Regions from separate parts of the Mus musculus genome. Here region 2 is linked to region 1. A link is a loop called in an ENCODE intact Hi-C map of the cell type or tissue named here. Cell type or tissue: gastrocnemius. All regions are shown on one strand. Each heading gives the region's core, and the rest is flanking DNA. Links, peaks and the distances in the headings are about the cores only.

What was found. A loop is a pair of places that touch in the nucleus more often than their neighbours do. Peaks named below come from ENCODE experiments on the same cell type or tissue, not always from the same donor. Only the 100,000 strongest peaks of a DNase experiment are listed, where the experiment ranks them.
Region 2: it touches region 1 in a loop (7-fold over the local background); 2 of 42 quality-filtered maps call a loop at or near these places.

Annotation. Positions count from the first base shown.
Region 1 is chr12:80,943,396-80,947,785 of GRCm38, reverse strand. It overlaps Srsf5 (serine and arginine-rich splicing factor 5), which reads right to left and starts at 2,287. Exons shown (of 8, transcript NM_001079694.2): 1 at 2,114-2,287; 2 at 1,066-1,210; 3 at 405-475; 4 at 192-290. The coding sequence starts at 1,191. Gm20337 (predicted gene, 20337) reads left to right here and starts at 2,387. Exons shown (of 3, transcript NR_045057.1): 1 at 2,387-3,049. In gastrocnemius, for the core only: a CTCF peak has its summit at 2,414; DNase peaks (open chromatin) are centred at 1,602, 2,328 and 2,886; H3K4me3 peaks cover 2,846 bases; H3K27ac peaks cover 1,992 bases.
Region 2 is chr12:79,169,672-79,174,061 of GRCm38, reverse strand. It overlaps Vti1b (vesicle transport through interaction with t-SNAREs 1B), which reads left to right and starts at 1,604. Exons shown (of 6, transcript NM_016800.3): 1 at 1,604-1,842. The coding sequence starts at 1,728. In gastrocnemius, for the core only: a CTCF peak has its summit at 1,969 (motif pointing left); DNase peaks (open chromatin) are centred at 1,378, 1,566 and 1,874; H3K4me3 peaks cover 1,926 bases; H3K27ac peaks cover 1,778 bases.

The sequences.
Region 1 (4,390 bases), core at 206-4,205:
AAAAATAAGCATTCAGTGTCAGATGTTATGTCACAATGTCAAATGCTATGTGACAAGTTTAAGCCAAGATAGTGATTCCATCAAGTTTCTGGGTTCTCAGCATGTGGACTAACTAGACTTAACTAGTCTGAGAACCATTTAATGCTAACGGACCCTAACCCAACCGTAACAGCCAAACCCAAACCACATACCGTCTATCATTTCGAGGTCTGCGACTGCTAAAACGGTCGGAGTATCGTCCTCTACCTCTTCCACCTCGAGACCGAGCCCGGGCATGTTCAATCGTCACCCTACAAAGAGGTAAAAAAAGCATTCACACACTACACATGAGAGCACTTACATATGCAAATGTCTACTCTGCTCTACTTCCCTGGGAGAACTACTTATAAACCAATCATGCTTACCTTTCACTGCAAAGTTCCTTCCCATCAAGTTCATAAACAGCATCATCTGCATCCCTTGGGTCCTCAAATTCCTAAAATGTAGCAGTAAGAGTAGAGCTTTTGGACGTGCATGCATTCTACAGCACATTAAGATCATGGAAGCCGAGCGTGGTGGCGCACGCCTTTAATTTAATCCCAGCACTCGGGAGGCAGACAGATTCCTGAGTTCGAGGCCAGCCTGGTCTACAAAGTGAGTTCCAGGACAGCCAGAGCTATACAGAGAAGCCCTGTCTCGAAAAACCAAAAAAATAAAAAATAAATTTAAAAAAAAAATCATGGAAGTGTTAAGATATACCTTACACTCAGATACTATAACCCTAAGCTAGGGATGACTGAGAATCAACTCCAGCCAGCAGTTACTTTAACTTCTTAACAGAAGCCACTGCTTCTTGGCCACTTCTAACATCTTTCTGGGAAAACAATTCACATGGACTCAGAGTCCATGCTCATCACAAGAGCTCTACCCACTTTGTTTTTTTTTTTTTTCTTTTTTTGGAGACAGGGTTTCTCTGTGGATTGGCTTGCCCCTGCCTCCCAAGGGCCAGAGACCAAAGGCATGTGTCACCACCACAAAGTTACCTAACTTCTCGACAGATAATTCAACTCAGTTTCAAGTACTTACCACAAAACCAAAACCTCTTTTCAAGTCAATATCTCGGATCCGTCCGTAACCCTTGAAGAATCTTTCCACATCTTTCTCCCTCGCTGCTGGATTTAGTCTCCCAATGAACACTCGACAGCCACTCATGATGCCCGGCTAGTGTTTCCTGTTAGGCAGTAATTGAATCGAGACAATATCAACGATTGACACCATGGGGGTGGGGGATGTTCAGTCAAGCAGTCAAACACACCCCACGTTTACCAACTCTACTAACAAGGTCGCCATGTACCTTTTAAGTCGTTCACGACCACCACATTCAAATTCCAAGTTAAAACTTAACTCTCCAAAAGACCCCCTTCCCAGGTTCCACACGGCAGCCCACCACAACGCCAGTAGCCACCTTTCTAGACTGCGCAGCCGCACACGCTGTCCCCGGATCCCGGGGTTCCCCTCCCATCTGCCGCAGTTAAGGCCAGGCCGAGAAATGCGGGCGGAGCCGAGCCCGCCCTCTGCCAGGCCTGGTCCAATAGCAGCCGGCCGCGCCCGCGTCGCGGCCTCCCCGCGCGTCACAAGCCGGAATCTCGCGACGCCACCACCGAGCCTGCGCAGTGGGCGACGGGGCGCGTTCGCAGCACAAAATGGCGACGGCCGAAGTATGCGGCGGGGTGTGGGGGGGGGAGGAGCGTAGCGAGCCGAGCTGCGTGCCCCCGAGACACGGGCAAGCCCGGGGCCCAGAGCGCTGCGCCTGCGCCGGCCCACGGGGGGAAACCCTAAGCTGCCCTGGGCCAGGCCGGCTCCCCGGCGTCCGGGCCTCGATGAGAGCCATTAAGGGCGGCAGGGAGGGGCGCGCTGCTTCCCGACACAAACGCCCTCCCCACGCCCGCCCTTCCGCCTCGTGTCCCCCTCACGCAACACCCACAGGGAGACGTGCCCCAGCGCCCACCTCAAATCAACTGCGCTCTCTGAGTCGCCGTCCTCCGCAAAGAGCGAAGCCCCGGCCACTTGCGACCCGAGCGGCCATGAAGAAGCCTCGATCCGAGAAGCCTTGCCCTCAAAGCGTGCCACTCACCTACCGGACAGGGTCTTTGGCGGCTGAGACCCCGGAGAGGTCCGTAGTCTGCGACGGAGCTGTCTGCCTCCCTACACAAACACACACACAACACACATACACACGAACCCAACTCGTCTACAGTCTCTCCACAACTGACGCACTTAGCAGCTCGGACGTTGCACAAAATGGAAGGGACGTCCTGGCGTCACTTCCGGGGCGGTGCCAGAAGCTCGGGGACCGCCCACTTGGAGCTGAGGACAGACGGTTCCTGGGAGCCGGAAGTTCTAGTAGGGCGGGGCTTCCTTACCGCGACCCCTGGCGAGAGCAGTGGGTGGTGGGAGGACTAGAAACGTTCGTTCAGTTGGCAGGATACACCGGGACACTTCTTTGGATACGAAAAGATGTATTTAAACTTTTTCTTAGGTCCCTCGAAGATTACCAAGAAACCCAGGCTTTTCAAAAATCACCTGTTTCTTTTAAAAATTCATTTACATAGTCGGTCTCGCTAAGCAGTCCTGGCTAGCCTTGAGCTCAGCGATCCAGCCGGTCCGCCTTCAGTGTGATAGGATTATTGGCCCGAGCACCAGGTCCAATTCTTTCTTTCTTTCTTTCTTTCTTTCTTTCTTTCTTTCTTTCTTTCTTTCTTTCTTTCTTTCTTTCTTTCTTCCTTCCTTCCTTCCTTCCTTCCTTTCTTTCTTTCTTTCTTTCTTTCTTTCTTTCTTTCTCTCTTTAGCCTCTTCTGCAAATTGTACTTATCAATGTCCTTCAAGAGAGGGTTCTTAGCCGGGCGTGGTGGCACACGCCTTTAATCCTAGCACTTGGGAGGCAGAGGCAGGAGGATTTCTGAGTTCAAGGCCAGCCTGGTCTACAGAGTGAGTTCCAGGACAGCCTGGTCTACACAGAGAAATCCTGCCTCGGAAAAAAGAGAGAGAGAGAGGGTTCTCTGAGGCTCAAGTAAGTGAATTCTTTCAGTGTTGTGGTTTTTGTTCTGATCAGCCTAAGGAACTGAATTGTTTTCTACTAAAGGAGAGATTTCACGTGGTGAAATAATGAAATTGGTACTGTGGGTAAAAAAAAAAAAAACAAAAAACGCTCCTATATATTGAATCCCTAGGGCCAATCTTGGCTCAGCTAGCTGGGAAAGATTTCAAGTTGTTTCTAAATCCAACTGGCCATTGTCCATTCCTTTCTGTCCAGGTCTCAATCTCAATAGTTAGGTGGACGGTGGTAGCTTCAGCCTTTAATCATCTCTGTGAGTTCCAGGCCTACCTTATCTACAAAGTCCAAGACAGCCAGGAAAACCCTGAGTCAAAGAACCAAAAAAAAAAAAAAAAAAAAAAAAGAGTCGAAATCAACAGTTATTGAGAAATAGAGTTTATGCTTCCAGCATGGATGTAATACACAGCAGTCCACATCGGTAACTCTATCCAGCCTTCCCCAGTGAGGTTGGGAGGTCTAGAAACATTGACAATAAAGACTGTTGTTGTTGTGAAAAAGGCTACTTCTCTTTAATATTTTTATCTGTAACCTAAGGCATCATCTAGATTTTGAGATGTACCTAGAATAGAGTCACACAATTTCAGCTAGGGTCACAGGGATGAACTGATAGCTCAAGAAGGAGCAGAGCAACCCTGGGTCTGACCTCATTCACGTGGAATAAGCTTGTCTATTCAGTTAACTATGCAAATAAAAACAGCATCAGTGGACCCATTAAAAAACATGTAGCGGGCAGTGGTGGCGCACTCCTTTAATCCCAGCACTCGGGAGGCAGAGGCAGGCGGATTTCTGAGTTCCAGAACAGCCAGGGCTACACAGAGAAACCCTGTCTCAAAAAAAAAACAAAAAAACACTTGTATTATCCCAGAAATGTCTGGGGGTGGGGGGTACTCTCTTTTGGATAAATATTTTCCCCATGTCATTCTTTAGGGGCAAGGGCATCCTTTCCAAAGACATTCAAACAAATAACATATATGTAGTAGAGGAAAAGAGTTACAGAGATCACAGATTAAGAGAACATTTATTGTCCATCACAGACCTGCTAGCTGCCTTCCTCTCCCCAGAAATCGGGTTACACCCTCCCTGAAGGTGTTAGGAGTTGATAAGAAAGCTTACTGTAGCCAGGCATGATGGATAGGTATGTTTTTAATCCCAGTGTTTAGGAGCAGAGGAAGGAAGTAGCCTACTCTATGTAGTGAGTTCAGAGTTAGCCGGAGCTACACCGTGAAACACTGTCTGAAGAGAGAGAGGGGGAGAGAGAGAGAGAGATTCTGTTTCTGACTCAGATTCACCCTATAA
Region 2 (4,390 bases), core at 234-4,233, 1.8 Mb after region 1:
AGACCAATCATCAAATCATTTTCTACTTACGTGACACCGACCAAAGGTCACTGTTTCCACATCTCTCGGTCTTGGCAGGAGCTCCTTTTTATATCTATTTCTGCGACAGAAAGATAAGACTTGGGGTTGAAGAAATGTCACAGTTCTTTGGATCACACACAACTCTTAACAGCATGGCAGGCAGCCCACCTGTAACTCCAGCTCCAAAAGACCCAACACCCTCTTCTGGGCTCCACAGGCAGGGCACTTGCCCTCACATGTGTTCATACATATTCAAGTATAAATTTTTTAATTTTATGTTTTTTGGGCATGGTTTCTCTATATGGTCTGGCTGTCCTGCAATGTGCTCTGTAGACCAGGCTGGCCTCGAACTCAGTGATCCATCTGCCTCTGTCTTCCAAGTGCTAGGATTAAAATTGAACAACAACACTCTTGAACTACCTTTTAATTTTATAAGAAAAATATTAAGACTTCGCACCACTGCTAACAACATCAGACTTTGTCATCCCTGCACACTGCGTTTTGTTTTTATTTTTTCATTGAATTTAACGGTTGGTGGATTCAAGCTTGTAAAACCCAGGGCTTCAAAGACAAAAATCACCAGGAACCCACTCCCACACACACCTTAGAAGATGGACTATAGGATTTGCTTATGCTAGATAAGTGTTGTACCCCTCGGTAACACCCTTTTATATATATATATATATATATATATATATATATATATATATATATATATATATATATATATTTCCATGTATAAATATTGAATCACCACGAAAACTTTTGTGAGTGGGCCCTTTGTTGGAAACCCTGCCAACAGTATACACAGGGGTTTATATCTATGGAAGGACAGAAAGGACTTCGTAATTGTTGATATATTTCACATAAGGGCAGATAAGATGGGTCTGTCTTCCACACCAAATCATACATTACCCAAGGGCAGAGACAAAATTACTTTGATCAATATATAACTTTGGTTTATCAAAATGTCTATTCTTAACATGTTGTGAATGAGAACCCGGGGCAGCCTAATGGTCTGGACTGGTTCAGCCGCTAAAAGCTGTGGGTATTCTGGGATCACACTGCCCATTTTCCGGTTCTGAAAACATGTGACCCTGGCCACTTAATCTCTCCACTTTTATTAGAGTTATACCATCCGAGGGTAGGCAGGCCTCTGCTCATCTATCTAGGGCTGAGACTGAACATTTAGACGGGATATGAAGTCAGGTGGCAGAAGGAACTGCGATGACAGCGAGGGGCGTGTGCTAGCCAGTCTGCGCAACACCGCTGGCACTCCGGGCCCTCCCTGCACGGCCGTCCTCCCTCACTTAACTACAATTCCCAGTATGCACTGCAGGACCGGCGGGCCCGGATGAGGCGGCCGAGGCGCCAGTCCCGCGGGCTCCCTCGGGCCCTTCCCTTTGGTACCTCCTCTGTGCCCACTGTTTGTCTCCAGGTCGGAGCCACCGGCTCGTCTTGGCGCGAGACCGCGCCCCTGTAGTAGCTGAGTGTCGTCCCCGCCCCGGCTTCTTGTCAGGCTTTGGCGCCCGGCGCCCGTGCAGTGACAAGCAGGGGGAGGGCGTCCGGCTCCGAGGACCCCGGAAGCGCCTGATTCCGGGAGGCCGAGGTGCGGCTGCAGTGATGGCTTCGGGGCTGGGCAGCTGATTGCTGAGGTGGGAGTGGGCCCAGCGCCCGGTGGCCGCAGCTCACGCGCAACCTGCGCCATGGCCGCCTCCGCCGCCTCCTCCGAGCATTTCGAGAAGCTGCACGAGATCTTCCGCGGCCTCCTTGAAGACTTACAAGGGGTGCCGGAGCGGCTGCTGGGGACCGCGGGGACAGGTGAGGCGGGGGCGGGACCAGGCCGGGAGGACTCCGCAGGGTGCAGGATCCCAAACACCGACCCGGGGCTCCCCGCTTCCCCTTTGGGCACGCCCCCTGCTGCTGTCGGGCCCCGGACGCCCAGGGTGTGCTGCCTCTTGTGGTGACTGGGGGCGTGCAAAGGGATAGACATTAGGATGTCCTCTCCTAGCGAGCCTTTAGTTATCTTCCTCTCCCAGTAGCATAGGGCATTCTTCAATCTGTGCTCCTGTGACAAAACAAAAAACAAAAACAAAAAACAAAAAAAACCCTTAATTTGGAGTTGGGCATGTAGGAGTTTGGCATTTTGGTAGGCAATGAAATTTTAAAAATAGTTGTAACCATGGAGATTAGCTTATATGTGAGACAGTGGCGGGAGGTGAGGGGAGGAAGACAGCTACATTGGAGAGGAACCGGAAGTCTCACATTTAGACTTTTTTGACGTACTAGGGTAAATCCTTAAGGAACATAAGCAGCGGAGTAATGTGGATTTCATTTTAGAAGCAAGGCGGCGGATAGCTGGATAGAGGATGTGAGAATGGCTATAAGAGACTGTGTTAGGAGCTTCTATGACAGTTGACTGGGTAAGCATGCGAATCTGGAGAGTGAGCATTAAATCCAACAGGTGGTGCCGAGATTTATGAGACTGGTGGATGTGAGGAGGAAGATTGAGAAGGGGCCGTGTCTTCTCACGTGATCAGTTGAATGAATGAACTTAAATAAGAGGCGCATACTCGTTTGAGCTGGAGATGAGAATGTCTACCTGTGCATTAAAGATAACAGTGTATGACAAAATATTTTTCTGCCATTCAAGAGATTGCCAGTGGTGAACACTTTTAATCCCAGCACTTGGGAGGTAGAAACAGAATCTCAGTGAGTTCAAGGCCAGCCTGGTTTTACACAGCAACACAGAGTTCCAGACCAGCTAGATTCTTCTATCTTGAGACTCTATCAAAAATTAAAAAAAAAAAAAAAAAAAAAGGAAGGAAGGAAAGAAAAGAGTTCTAGAGTCAGATTATCTAAGTTACATACACCTTTTATTAGCTATGTGACTTTGCAAGTTATTTTAACCAAACTAGTTTCCACTATAAAGTAAAACGTAGCATCTGACTTCATGGAGTTTTTGTGGGGAGTAAATGAGATATGTAAAGCTATTAAAAACACCGTCTGGCAACAGTAAGAGCTACCAGCTATTATTAATATGTGTTTGTTGTTTTATTTAGAAATATTAGCTCTCTACACAGTTATTCTTAGGATGCTCTTTTTGCTTGCTTGTTTTTGTTTTTTTGGGTTTGTGTTTGTTTTTCAAGACAGGGTTTCTCTGTGTAGTCTTGGCTGTCCTGGAACTCTCTCTGTAGACTAGGCTGGCCTCAAACCACCTGCCTCTGCCTCCCAAGTGCTGGGATTAAAGGCTTGTATTGCCATTGCCCAGCCTCAGAACACTATTTTCTAATGTACTCATCACTTTGCATATTTATGATACAGTGTATTGTTTTTGTGTTACTAGGAAAGTAGTTTGGAATTGTAGTCTGTGAATCAGCCCATCAACACCATCTGGGAACTTGAGAACTGCACATGCTCAGGCCCCATTCTGACTCACAGAATCCAAAGCTTACGGCAAGCAGTCTGCCTTAACTACACTCGAGGGATTTCTAGTGCTGGCTTAAGTTTGAGAGCCAGTGAACTGGAAATGAAATAGTATTTTTGTTTGTTGTTTGTTTGTTTGATCGTTTAGCATGTGTCCTAAACTCCCTGGAACAGTACACAGCACATCCTAGGTATCTGACAAATATTTACTAGATATGTTTGGGGTGGTGGTGCATACCTTTAGTAGCACTTAGGAGGCAGAGGCAGGGAATCTCCATGAGTTCAAGGCCAGCCTAGAGTACACAGTGAGACCCTTTCTCAAATAAACTACATATTGTATTTGTTAAATTATTGTAAAAATCAATTTTTGGTTGTTAAAGGTCTTAGAAGGTCTATGAGGTCTTAGAAGAAAGTACCTGGGTATTGAAGCAGAATAATTTCTCTTTTTTTTTTTTTTCACATTTTCATTACTCTTCATATTGATGTATATACATTGGTTAAAACAACCAGAGTGAAAGAGATACTTATTTCCCCAAAGTATAGTCTGTATTCTCATGGCCCTTGAAGGGTAGCTGCCACCATGTATCCTAATTTAGGAGGGTTTTGTGGCAGTAACAGTTTTACCATGTATGGTAAGTATTAGCCTAATTATAGCATTCATCACCTACAGCTGTAATTTCTTATCTTGGCTTTGCATCATCTGAAGAGGTTTCTCTAAAGCCTCAGAAGGGATGGAATTTTGTCATCTGATTAATATGTTAAGTGCTAATAGTTATTGTTTCAGGTTTTGGTTTTCTGGTACTTGGAGACATTTGTCCTTGTGATAAAATTATTGACAGTTTTCCATTTTAATTTGCTTGAAGTCCAGTATCGATACCTGAGACCTCAGTTTTGTTTGTTGTGTGTATACATGTAGAGCTCAGAGGACAGTTTATGCTTTCTT